Regions from separate parts of the Homo sapiens genome. Here region 2 is linked to region 1. Evidence: chromatin contacts called from ENCODE Hi-C or POLR2A ChIA-PET data. All regions are on one chromosome and are shown on one strand. Each heading gives the region's core, a stretch centred on a gene start or an enhancer-like site at or near the end of the contact. The rest is flanking DNA. Distances are from core to core; before and after follow the strand shown.

Region 1 (5,156 bases), core at 1,075-3,574:
AAAAAAAAAAAATCAAACTGGAATAAAAACGAAAATAAAAACCCTCTAAAATCCACACATTATCATCTTATAGTAAATTTTAAGAACAAATATAAAAATGTATAATCTAAAATATTGGGCTGGGTGCAGTGGCTCACTCCTGTAATCCCAACACTTTGGGAAGCTGAGGAGGGTGATCGCTTGAGCCCAGGAGTTGAAGACCGGCCTGGGCAACATGGCAAAACCTCGTCTCTACAAAACAAACAACAAAAAAAAATTAGCTGGGCGTGGTGTTGAGTGCCTGCAGTCCCAGCTACCTGGGAGTCTGAGGTGGGAGGATCACTTGATCCCGGTGAGGCCAAACCTGCAGTGAGCCATGATTGCTCCACTGCACTCCAGCCTGGGTGCAAGACCTCAAAATAAATAAAATAAAACATTTTTTTCTTTCATCAATATAATCCATAGGTTCACATAATCTAAAACATCTAATGAGAAAAGGAGGTCACTTACAAAGCAGCAAGAATAAAAAAGAAATGCTGAAGAAAACAAGGAGAAAATACTGTAATTTTTCAATGTGTTGAAGGAAAAAAAATTGACTTAAATTTTACTACAAGGCTGAAATAAATATATTCTTAGTTTATCACACAAAGCCTCCTTTTGAAAACACTCTTGAAGTTCTCCAGAGAAACAGAAGGGGGAAAAAAAACCAACAAGAGATGGGAAGAATGAATAACTCAGTAAATGAAGTGGATTACTGTTTAAAAGGCAACAAGCCGATGGCATATCTGTTAACAATCCAGAAGTAAAAGTAGACGGTATTTTTTTTTTCTTTTTTTTGAGACGGAGTCTCGCTCGGTCGCCCAGGTTGGAGTGCAGTGGCGCAATCTCGGCTCGCTGCAACCTCCGCCTCCTGGGTTCAATCAATTTTCCTGCCTCAGCCTCCTGAGTAGCTGGGACTACAGGCACGCCTCACCACGCCCGCCTAATTTTTTGTATTTTTAGTAGAGATGGGGTTTCACTGTGTTAGCCAGGATGGTCTCAATCTCCTGACCTCGTGATCCGCCCGCCTTGGCCTCCCAAAGTGCTGGGATTACAGGCGTGAGCAGCCGCGCCCGGCCAACTAGATGATATTAACTAAAGGGGCAGTACGGAGGGAAGTGCCATGTGCTAAAATACTTACCTAATTAGGTAGCAGTGTTTAACTTAAGGATTTTATTGTAAACAACTATGAATGTATTAATTTATATATTTAATAAGTCACTCTATCCTGACTCCACATCTGTCTGTTAATCTTGTTCATAATATGACTCTTACTTGACCTTTATCATGAATCCCAAAACGGTCTATGATGCTGCGTCCATACACACACACACATAAAACCACTAAGTGGGCCTGGTGAAGTGGCTCACACCTGTAATCCCAGCATTTTGGGAGGCCTAGGCAGGAGAACTGCTTGAGGCCAGGAGTTTGAGACCAGCTTGGCCAACACAGCAAGACCCCATCCCAATAAATAAAATGAATAAATAAGTACATAAAAACACTGAGTGATCGAAAACTCCAACAGGGGGAACATTTTTCGGTCTTCTCCAAGAGACCCTGGGGCAATTTTCACCTCACGTCCCTAGTTCTGTCCTGTTACCCACCTAGGTCCGGGGCCCGGAGCCTACTCTCAGCCATGGAACTCTCCAGCTCGAGGCAATCGTCTCCTGAGAAAGGACATAACAGCAACTCAACCATCTTCACCAACCCTTGGAACTTCCATGCCTCCCGCCCACTACTGTCTCCCAAAACGCGCACAGAAACGCGACTCCTGGGAACAGCAAGACTCAACTCCATTCCGACCTACATCCCGCGACTCCCGCCAGGCTCTTGCCCCTCATGCCCTCCGCCTCCTTTCAGACTCCGTTCAGTCAACGGCCGTGACCTCTTGGCCACCTCCTGTCCATCTCAATCTCCATACATCCCTCCAGGCTGTTGTCCCCTACGTTCCTCTGCCACCTTCATTCCTCGGTCCCCTCAACTCCTGTGGCTCCTTCCCGGCCCCTATACCCTCCTCAGCTTCGGCACCTACCCGCTGGTCACTTCCTAAGCCCCCTCCACGACTCCGCACCTCGCCTCAGCTATTAACGACCCCTTCCGCCTTTCTTTCTCCCCTTCCCGGCATCCGTACCCTTTCCCGGTTCGCTCATCAAATGCCGGCTCCTTCTCGGCCTCCGTACTCCTTCCTCAGAGGCCTCCGTATTACATTCGCGAGCTCCATGAGCTCTTCCCGATTCCACAGTCCTGGTTATCTCAGGGCAGCTACAGCATCAATCTCTTGGCGTTTTCGGCCGCGGCTTCAGTTTAAATTTCCTGCCGGCTCCACCCCTAAAAGAACGCCGTAGCTGCGAGATCCGCCCTACGGTGTCCTTGGAAGGACAATATTAGTTTCGCGATTCCTCTTTCCGTTCCCCCACCGCCTACGTCTTCTCAAACCGTCTCTTCATTTCTTGGCTCTTCACTGGCTAGACGGCTTTGCCCCTTAATGGCCCTCAAGTTGAGGACTAGTGGTCGCTTTTTAGTGATTCTTCACACTGAGCTGCATTGAAATTCCTAGAAGTTTGAATACTAAATAACAAAATAAGCCTAACACTTGCAGAGCATTTGCAGTTTACATAAAGATTTCACTTACACATCATTTCATCTTCACATTTTTGTCCCCCTCCCGTTCTTCAATTATTACCTGCCCAACAAAACTTCTCAAAAGACGTATCTTTATCCCTCACTTCCCATCTTTTCTTCAACCCATCTAATTAGACTGCTAATTAGAGATCAAATTTGATCTAATAAGAGATCATTCAGTGGAGAGCTGGGGACCTCCCCACAAAAACTGTACTTATCCAGGTCAACTGTGATTTCCACAGTCTGAAATACTATCCTTATCATATCCAACTTATAGATGGACTATTCCTTCTTTGAAATACTTTCTTCTTTTTGCTTCCATGACTCAGCACTCTACCGTTTTTTTCCCTATCTCAATGGTTCCTCCTCAGTCCCCTTTGCTGGATCCAAAGCCACTGTTCACCTATATATTTTGGAGTATGCCAACGCTTTAGCCCTTATCCCTCTCCCTTATCTCCCTAGGAGATCTCATCCAGCTCCACAGCTTTACAATTCAGCTCTGCCACACCTTCAGATTTTCTGTAGCTCTGACCTGTCTGATCTCCAGACTCACATATTCAAGTGCCTACTGGCTATTTCAATTTGGATGTCTAATAGGCACCTCAGGCTGAACACATTCAAAACAGAACATTTGTTTCGCTGCCCCTGTCAAAAAACCACCTGTTCTCCCCCCAGGTCTTCCCCTCTCAGTAAAATGTTACTGTTTACTCAAATGTCACAATCATTCACCCAGTTGCTCAAACCAAAAACCTAGAAGTTGTCTTTCAGTACTTTCCCTTGTGCCCATCCCCACTCCAAGAAAAAAATCCTACTAACTCTGCCTCCAAAGTACATCTGGAATCAGACCACCACCACCCTAGTTCAAGCTGCTATCATTTCTTGCCTAAAGTACTGCGGTCAATTCTTCACTTCTACTCCCGAGTAGCTTCCTATCTCTCCCCAGTATAATCCATTCTCCATTCAGCAACCAGAGTGATAGTTTTTATATTTATTTATTTTTTTATTGAGAGGGAGTCTCGCTCTGTCGCCCAGGCTGGAGTGCAGTGGCGCAATCTTGGCTCACTGCAACCTTTGCCTCCCGGGTTCAGGCCATTCTCCTGCCTCAGCCTCCCGAGTAGCTGGGATTACAGGTGCCTGCCACCATGCCCGGCTAATTTTTGTATTTTAGTAGAGTCGGGGTTTCACCAGGTTGGCCAGGCTGGTCTCGAACTCCTGACCTCAGGTGATTCATCCGCCTCGGCCTCCCAAAGTGCTGAGATTACAGGTGTGAGCCACCGCGCCTGGCCCAGGGTGATATTTTTTAAACACTGGTAGAGGTATATACAGTACATAAACTTGGTATCTCTTCCAGTGGGACTCCTCCCTGAGGAAGCTTATACATCTCAGCCCTGATGAACGAACGAAGCCTTGGCCATATGACTTGCTTTGGCTCATGAAAAAAGAAAAAAGTGACATCACTTCCAAGCAGAAACTTTAAGAGGCAAGATGGTTCAGCATGTTCTTTTTTCACATGTGTGACAGAATTTGTATAATAAAGGTATCTGCCTCAGCATTGTTTGCAATACCAAAAGATCAAAAGCAACGAAAATATTGATTAACAACGGGCAGTAGGTTAAATAAATTATGGTGTAGTCATACTGTGCAACACTATGCAACTCCAAAAAATGAAAATACTTTAAAATATAAATGTATTTAGGGAATCCTAGCCAGAGCAATCAGCAAGAAAAAGAAACAAAAGGCATCCAAATAGGTAAAGAGAAAATCAAATTATCTCTGCTTACTGATGATATGATTCTATAGCTAGAAAACCATGAGGACTCCACCAAAAGGCTCCTAGACCCAATAAATTACTTTAATAAAATTTTAGGATTAAAAAAAAGTCAACACACAAAAATCAGTAGCATTTCTATACACCAATAACGTTCAAGCTGAGAGCCAAATCAAGAATGTGATCTCATGTACAACAGCCACACACACAGGCTGGGCATGTTGGCTCACACCTGTAATCCCAGCACTTTGGGAGGCTGAGGAGGGTGGATCACTTGAGGCCAGGAGTTCGAGACCAGCCTGGCCAACATGGTGAAACCCCATCTCCACTAAAAATACAAAAATTAGCCTGGAGTGATGGTGTGCAACTGTAATCCCAGCTATTCAGGTGGCTGAGGCACAAGGATCACTTGAGCCCAGGAGGCGAAGATTGCAGTGAGCCAAGCTCACACCACTGCATTCCAGCCTGGGTGACGAGACTCTGTCAAAAAAAAAAAAAAAAAAAGCGCCAGCCGGGCATGGTGGCTCACACCTGTAATCCCAGTACTTTGGGAGGCCGAGGCGGGCAGATCACGAGGTCAGGAGATCGAGACCATCCTGGCTAACATGGTGAAACCCCGTCTCTACTAAAAATACAAAAAATTAGCCAGGTGTGGTGGCTGGTGCCTGTAGTCCCAGTTACTTGGGAGGCTGAGGCAGGAGAATGGCATGAACCCGGGAGGCAGAGCTTGCAGTAAGACGAGATCACC
Region 2 (5,156 bases), core at 1,600-4,099, 340 kb before region 1:
AGGTTGGGAGTTCGAGACCAGCATGGCCAGCATGGTGAAACCCCATCTCTACTAAAAATGTAAAAATTAGCCTGGCATGGTGGCAGGCACCTGTAATCCCAGCTACTAGGGAAGCTGAGGCAGGAGAATCACTTGAACCCGGGAGGCGGAGGTTGCAGTGAGCTGAGATCACGCCATTGTACTCCAGCCTAGGCAACAGAGCCAGACTCTGTCTCAAAAAAAAAAATAAATAAAACTGTCTTGAGTGGCAGTGAGTTCCCCAACATGGGACATGTACATGTATACATGGCAGAGATAATGTGGAAGAGATTCAAATACTGGCAGGGTGTTTGTACCAAATGGCCCTTTTGGACACAAGATGGAATCCTTTTTATTGGGTGATGGCAGTAGGTCTCCTTGACTGTTGAAGTCAGGAAGAAAGCTTTCAGGGACTCAGGTGATCTGAGAAAGATGTTAAATTACTTAATTCCTCAATATACTGAATCCCTACTGTGCAGGGCACTGGGTATTGTAGTAGTAGATAGGCAAGATTCCTACCTTAAAGGAAGTAGAGAATAGAGATACAGTTTAAGGAAAGGGAAGGGAGACAGGGTAGGTGTTAATTAAAAACTTCCTGCTGGTGAGGCACCGTGGCTCATGCCTATAATCCCAGCACTTTGGGAGGCCGAGGTGGGTGGATCACCTGAGGTCAGGAGTTTGAGACCAGCCTGGCTAACATGCCAAACCCCATCTCTACTAGAAATACAAAAATTAGCCAGATGTGCTGGGCATGGTGGCTGACGCCTGTAATCCTAGCACTTTGGGAGGCCGAGGTGGGTGGATCACCTAGGTCAGGATTTCCAGACCAGCCCGGCCAACGTGGTGAAACCCCATCTCTACTAAAAATACAAAATTAGCCGAGTGTGGTGGTACATGCCTGTAATCCTAGCTACTTGGGAGGCTGAGGCAGGAGAATCGCTTGAACCCGGGAGGTAGAGGTTGCAGTGAGCCGAGATCATGCCACTGCACTCCAGCCTGGGCAACAAGAGCAAAACTCCATCTCAAAAGCAAAACAAATTAGCTGGATGTGGTGGCGCACACCTCTAGTCCCAGCTACTCGGGAAGCTGTGGCAGGAGAATCGCTTGAACCTGGGAGGCAGAGGCTGCAGTGAGCCAAGATCCTGCCACTGCACCCCAGCCTGGGCAATAGAGCGAAACTCTGTCTCAACAAACAAACAAACAAACCAAACAAAAAAAAAACAAAAACAACTTCCTGCTATATGTGAGGCATAACTAGATAACTAGTTTTTTTTTTTTTTTTTTTTTTTTTTTAACTGGAGACAGAGTCTTGCTGTAGTCTCCCAGGCTGGAGTGCAGTGACCGGATCTTGGGCTCACTGCAACCTCCACCTCCCGGGTTCAAGCAATCCTCCTGCCTCAGCCTCCCGTGTAGCTGGGATTACAGGCATTCACCACCACGCCCGGCTAATTTTGTATTTTTAGTAGAGACGGGATTTTGCCATGTTGGCCAGGCTGGTCTCAAACTCCTGACCTCAGGTGATCCACCCGCCTTGGCCTCCCAAAGTGCTGGGATTACAGGCGTGAGCCACAGCGCCCGGCCTAGATGCTTTATTTTTTTTGAGGCAAGGTCTCGTTTTGTTGCCCAGGCTGGAGTGCAGTGGTACCATCATGGCTCTCTGCAGCCTTGACCTCCTGGGCTCAAGCCATCCTCCTGCCTCAGCCTCCCGAGTAAATGAGACCACACTGTCACCATGCCTGGCTAGTTTGTTTTTTGTTTTTTTTTTTTGTAGAGATCGGGGGTTAGTCTCACTCTTGTTTAGGCTGGTCTCGAACTCCTGGGCTCAAGTGATCCTCCCAAAGTGCTGAGATTACAGGTGTGAGCCACCGTGCCCGGCTTTTATGTATTCTTTCAACAACGCTGCACGGCTGCGATTATCCCCACTTTGAGAGGAGACAGGATGAGAGGCTGAGTGGCTTGCTAGGCTTGTATGGACAGGATGCGGGCTCTGCAATCACATGACTTTGTATGAGAGGGCAAATGGATTAACCGCTAAACATAGTTTCCTGTTGTGTAAAATGGGGATGATGATAGTATCCACCCTGCGGACTGTGCGGGCTGAGATAATCCCACAAAGTGCTCTTAGGACCTGGCAGGTGGAAAGTGCTCATGATCACCTCTGCCAAGGCTGCACAAGTAGCGAGTGGCCGAGCTTTATATCCGAAGTTAGGACCCTGCAGTTTTGCCCCTCTCCTCTCTCTCCCTCTCCTTCCCGGCTCCGGGGAAAGGAAAATTTATGGCTCCGGGTCGGGGGTTGCGGGGGACCTCTGTGCCGTGCTCCGGGGCCGAGCTCTCCCCGCCGGCCTCTCCCGCGTCCGTCCGGCCGCCCTCCCGCCCAACCTCTCCCGCCCAACCTCTCCCGCGTCCGCCCGCCCGCCCAACCTCTCCCGCGTCCGCCCGCCCGCCCAACCTCTCCCGCGTCCGCCCGCCCGCCCAACCTCTCCCGCGTCCGCCCGCCCGCCCAACCTCTCCCGCGTCCGCCCGCCCGCCCAACCTCTCCCGCGTCCGCCCGCCCGCCCAACCTCTCCCGCGTCCGCCCGCCCGCCCAACCTCTCCCGGCCCCGCCCGCCCGCCCGCCCAACCTCTCCCGGCCCCGCCCGCCCGCCCGCCCAACCTCTCCCGGCCCCGCCCGCCCGCCCGCCCAACCTCTCCCGGCCCCGCCCGCCCGCCCGCCCAACCTCTCCCGGCCCCGCCCGCCCACCCAACCTCTCCCGGCCCCGCCCGTCCAACCTCTCCCGGCCCCGCCTGCTGGCCGGACGTCCGGTCTGCAGGCGCGCGCTCCCGAGGTCCCGCCTCGCCCGCTGAGCCGGCCTGTAAGCGCTGCGGAGATTGGGCTAGAGGCGGAGGCCTGGGCCACGGCGGAGGCGCTGGGTACGTAGCGCGCCACGCGGGCCGGTGAGAGCCAGCCGGGCGCCGGGGAGGGGGCGGGCCCTGGCCGCGGCTGCTACGCGGGGCTGCCACCGCCCCGGGCGACCCAATTTCGCGGCCTAGTGGGGCGTACGGGCCTCTTTTGAAAGCCTGAGTTACGATGTATTGAGCGCGTCGTATGCGGCCAGCACTAAGGCAAGTGCTTTTATATCCACGGCCCATTGTCTTGACAGCAACCCTACCAAGCAACGTGTTATTTCCTCTGTTTTACGGCTGAGGACGCGCAGGAAGGTTTACAGCTAGAAAGGGCTGGAGATTGTGGATTCAAACTCAGGATCAGACCAAAGCCACTGCCCTTTAGAACTTTGCGGGCCGATTGATTCTTGAATCTAGCTTCTGCCACTTCAGTTGTGTGACCTTGGGGTATCTTTCCGATCCCAAGTTTGCTCATCTGAAAAATGGGAATAAAGCTACAGTATCTGTCCCATAGGGTGGGTATAAAGTGCTTTACTGTTGAGCTGAGTGATCATCTCCGATTTTCAGACCCCTCTCCTCCGCTTCCCTCTCCCCTGGGAGGCCAGTTAAGGTTTTAGTGAAGGCCCCCGGGACTGGGGCGGCGTGGATCTCACGCCCACCAACTAGTGAGGGAGGCCATCCGGCCACCCGTCTCTTCCTTCCCCAGCTCCGCAAAGGAGGCGTTGGCATTTCAGGTGTTTGCTTACAGAGTTTTCAAAGATTTTTCACTCTCCCTTAGTTGTGGGAAAATGATTCAACCTACCCAAGTGAACTTTGACATTAAGTCTCAATTCTAACGGTGAGGAAATGGAAGCCTTTGAATATGTTTTATGTCTTAAACGTGTTTGTTTTTGCAGGAGGGAGAGTGCTCATTTTACCTGAATAAATCAAGATTGAGTTGGTGTGGCACAGTGCTGGCATAGGCCTGGGGAAAGGGGTGAAATGCTAGAGATCTGGTAGATGGATAGAAAGTGGACAGACGGGTTCGGGTGGTTTTTGTCTCAGCAGGGCCCTAAATTCCCACCAAATCCTCCTCTGTCTGTCTTCACCAAGGTCTGAATCTGTCCCCTTGGTAAATAACGTTTAAATGGTCTCCGAGCCCCTCTTGGTGCCTGTACCTTAAGGAGAGAAGAAGAGGGCTGATAGCTGAAGGCAGGCAAGCCACGAACTTAGCTTTGTTTTGAAAATTACCCTCTGGGCCGGGCACGGTGGCTCACGCCTGTAATCCCAGCGCTTTGGTAGGTTGAGGAGGGTGGATCACCCGAGGTTAGGAGTTCGAGACCAGCCTGGTCAACATGGTGAAACCCCCGTGTCAACTAAAAATGCAAAAAAATTAGCCGGACATGGTGGTGCATGCCTGTAGTCCCAGCTACTCGGGAGGCTGAGGCAGAAAAATCGCTTGAACCCGGGAGGCTGAGGTTGCAGTGAGCCGAGATCGTGCCACTGCACTCCAGCCTGGGCAAGAGAGTGAGACTCCTTCTCAAAAGAAAGAAAGAAAGAAAAAATTACCTGCTGGGAGGCCGAGCGCGGTGGCTCACGCCTGGTAATCCCAGTATTTTGGGAGGCTGAGGCAGGCAGATCACCTGAGGTCAGGAGTTTGAGACCAGCCTGGCCAACATGGTGAAACTCCATCTCTACTAAAAATACAAAAAAATTAGCTGGGTGTGGTGGCGGGTGCCTGCAATCCCAGCTACTCAGGAGGTCGAGGTAGGAGAATCACTTGAACTCAGGAAGCAGAGGTTGCAGTGAGCTGAGATCGTGCCACTGCACTCCAGCCTGGGTGACAAGAGCAAGACTCTGTTTCAAAAAAAAAAAAAAAAAAAAAAAGGAAAAGAAAAAGAAAATTACCTGCTGGCACAGTTTTAGATTGATAGCTTTAGATTGAAACTTTCACATTTTTATTTTGAAGATTACAGAGGATAAAAGTTCTGGTTAATTGTGAATGTTGATATTTTAAAATAAAGCTGTTAAAATCCTCATTTAAACCTGCAGTGAAGTCTAAATATACACCATTTGATTTGATTTCCCTCATCTTTTGAAAAAAAAAAAAAGAACCACTTTTTATTTAACCATCGAAATTTCAAATCGTTCTTTTTTTCCTTTATTTTTTCCGAGATGGGATCTTGCTCTGTTGCTCAAGCTGGAGTGCAGTGGCAGTCACTGGTTACTGCACCCTTGACCTGCTGAGCTCAATCCTCCCACCTTAGCCACCAAAG

Evidence for each region. A loop is a pair of places that touch in the nucleus more often than their neighbours do. ChIA-PET counts read pairs that join two places held with the same protein, here RNA polymerase II (POLR2A). Pooled maps may share reads with other maps.
Region 2: a pooled map shows a loop between it and region 1 (5-fold over the local background). The contact joins the promoter of DCAKD here to the promoter of DBF4B in region 1. A Hi-C loop is called at or near these places in 1 of 37 single-sample maps with no recorded cell type and 9 of 50 pooled maps. POLR2A ChIA-PET finds 5 or more read pairs at or near these places in 6 of 52 experiments (CD8-positive, alpha-beta T cell, HEK293, HepG2 and 3 more).

The regions. Positions count from the first base shown.
Region 1 is chr17:44,705,833-44,710,988 of GRCh38, reverse strand. DBF4B (DBF4B-CDC7 kinase regulatory subunit) reads right to left here and starts at 2,324. Exons shown (of 14, transcript NM_145663.3): 1 at 2,150-2,324; 2 at 1,623-1,685. The coding sequence starts at 2,168. RefSeq lists enhancers at 1,490-2,003, 2,004-2,518.
Region 2 is chr17:45,049,325-45,054,480 of GRCh38, reverse strand. It overlaps DCAKD (dephospho-CoA kinase domain containing), which reads left to right and starts at 2,849. Exons shown (of 5, transcript NM_001288655.2): 1 at 2,849-3,120. RefSeq lists a silencer at 2,709-3,208.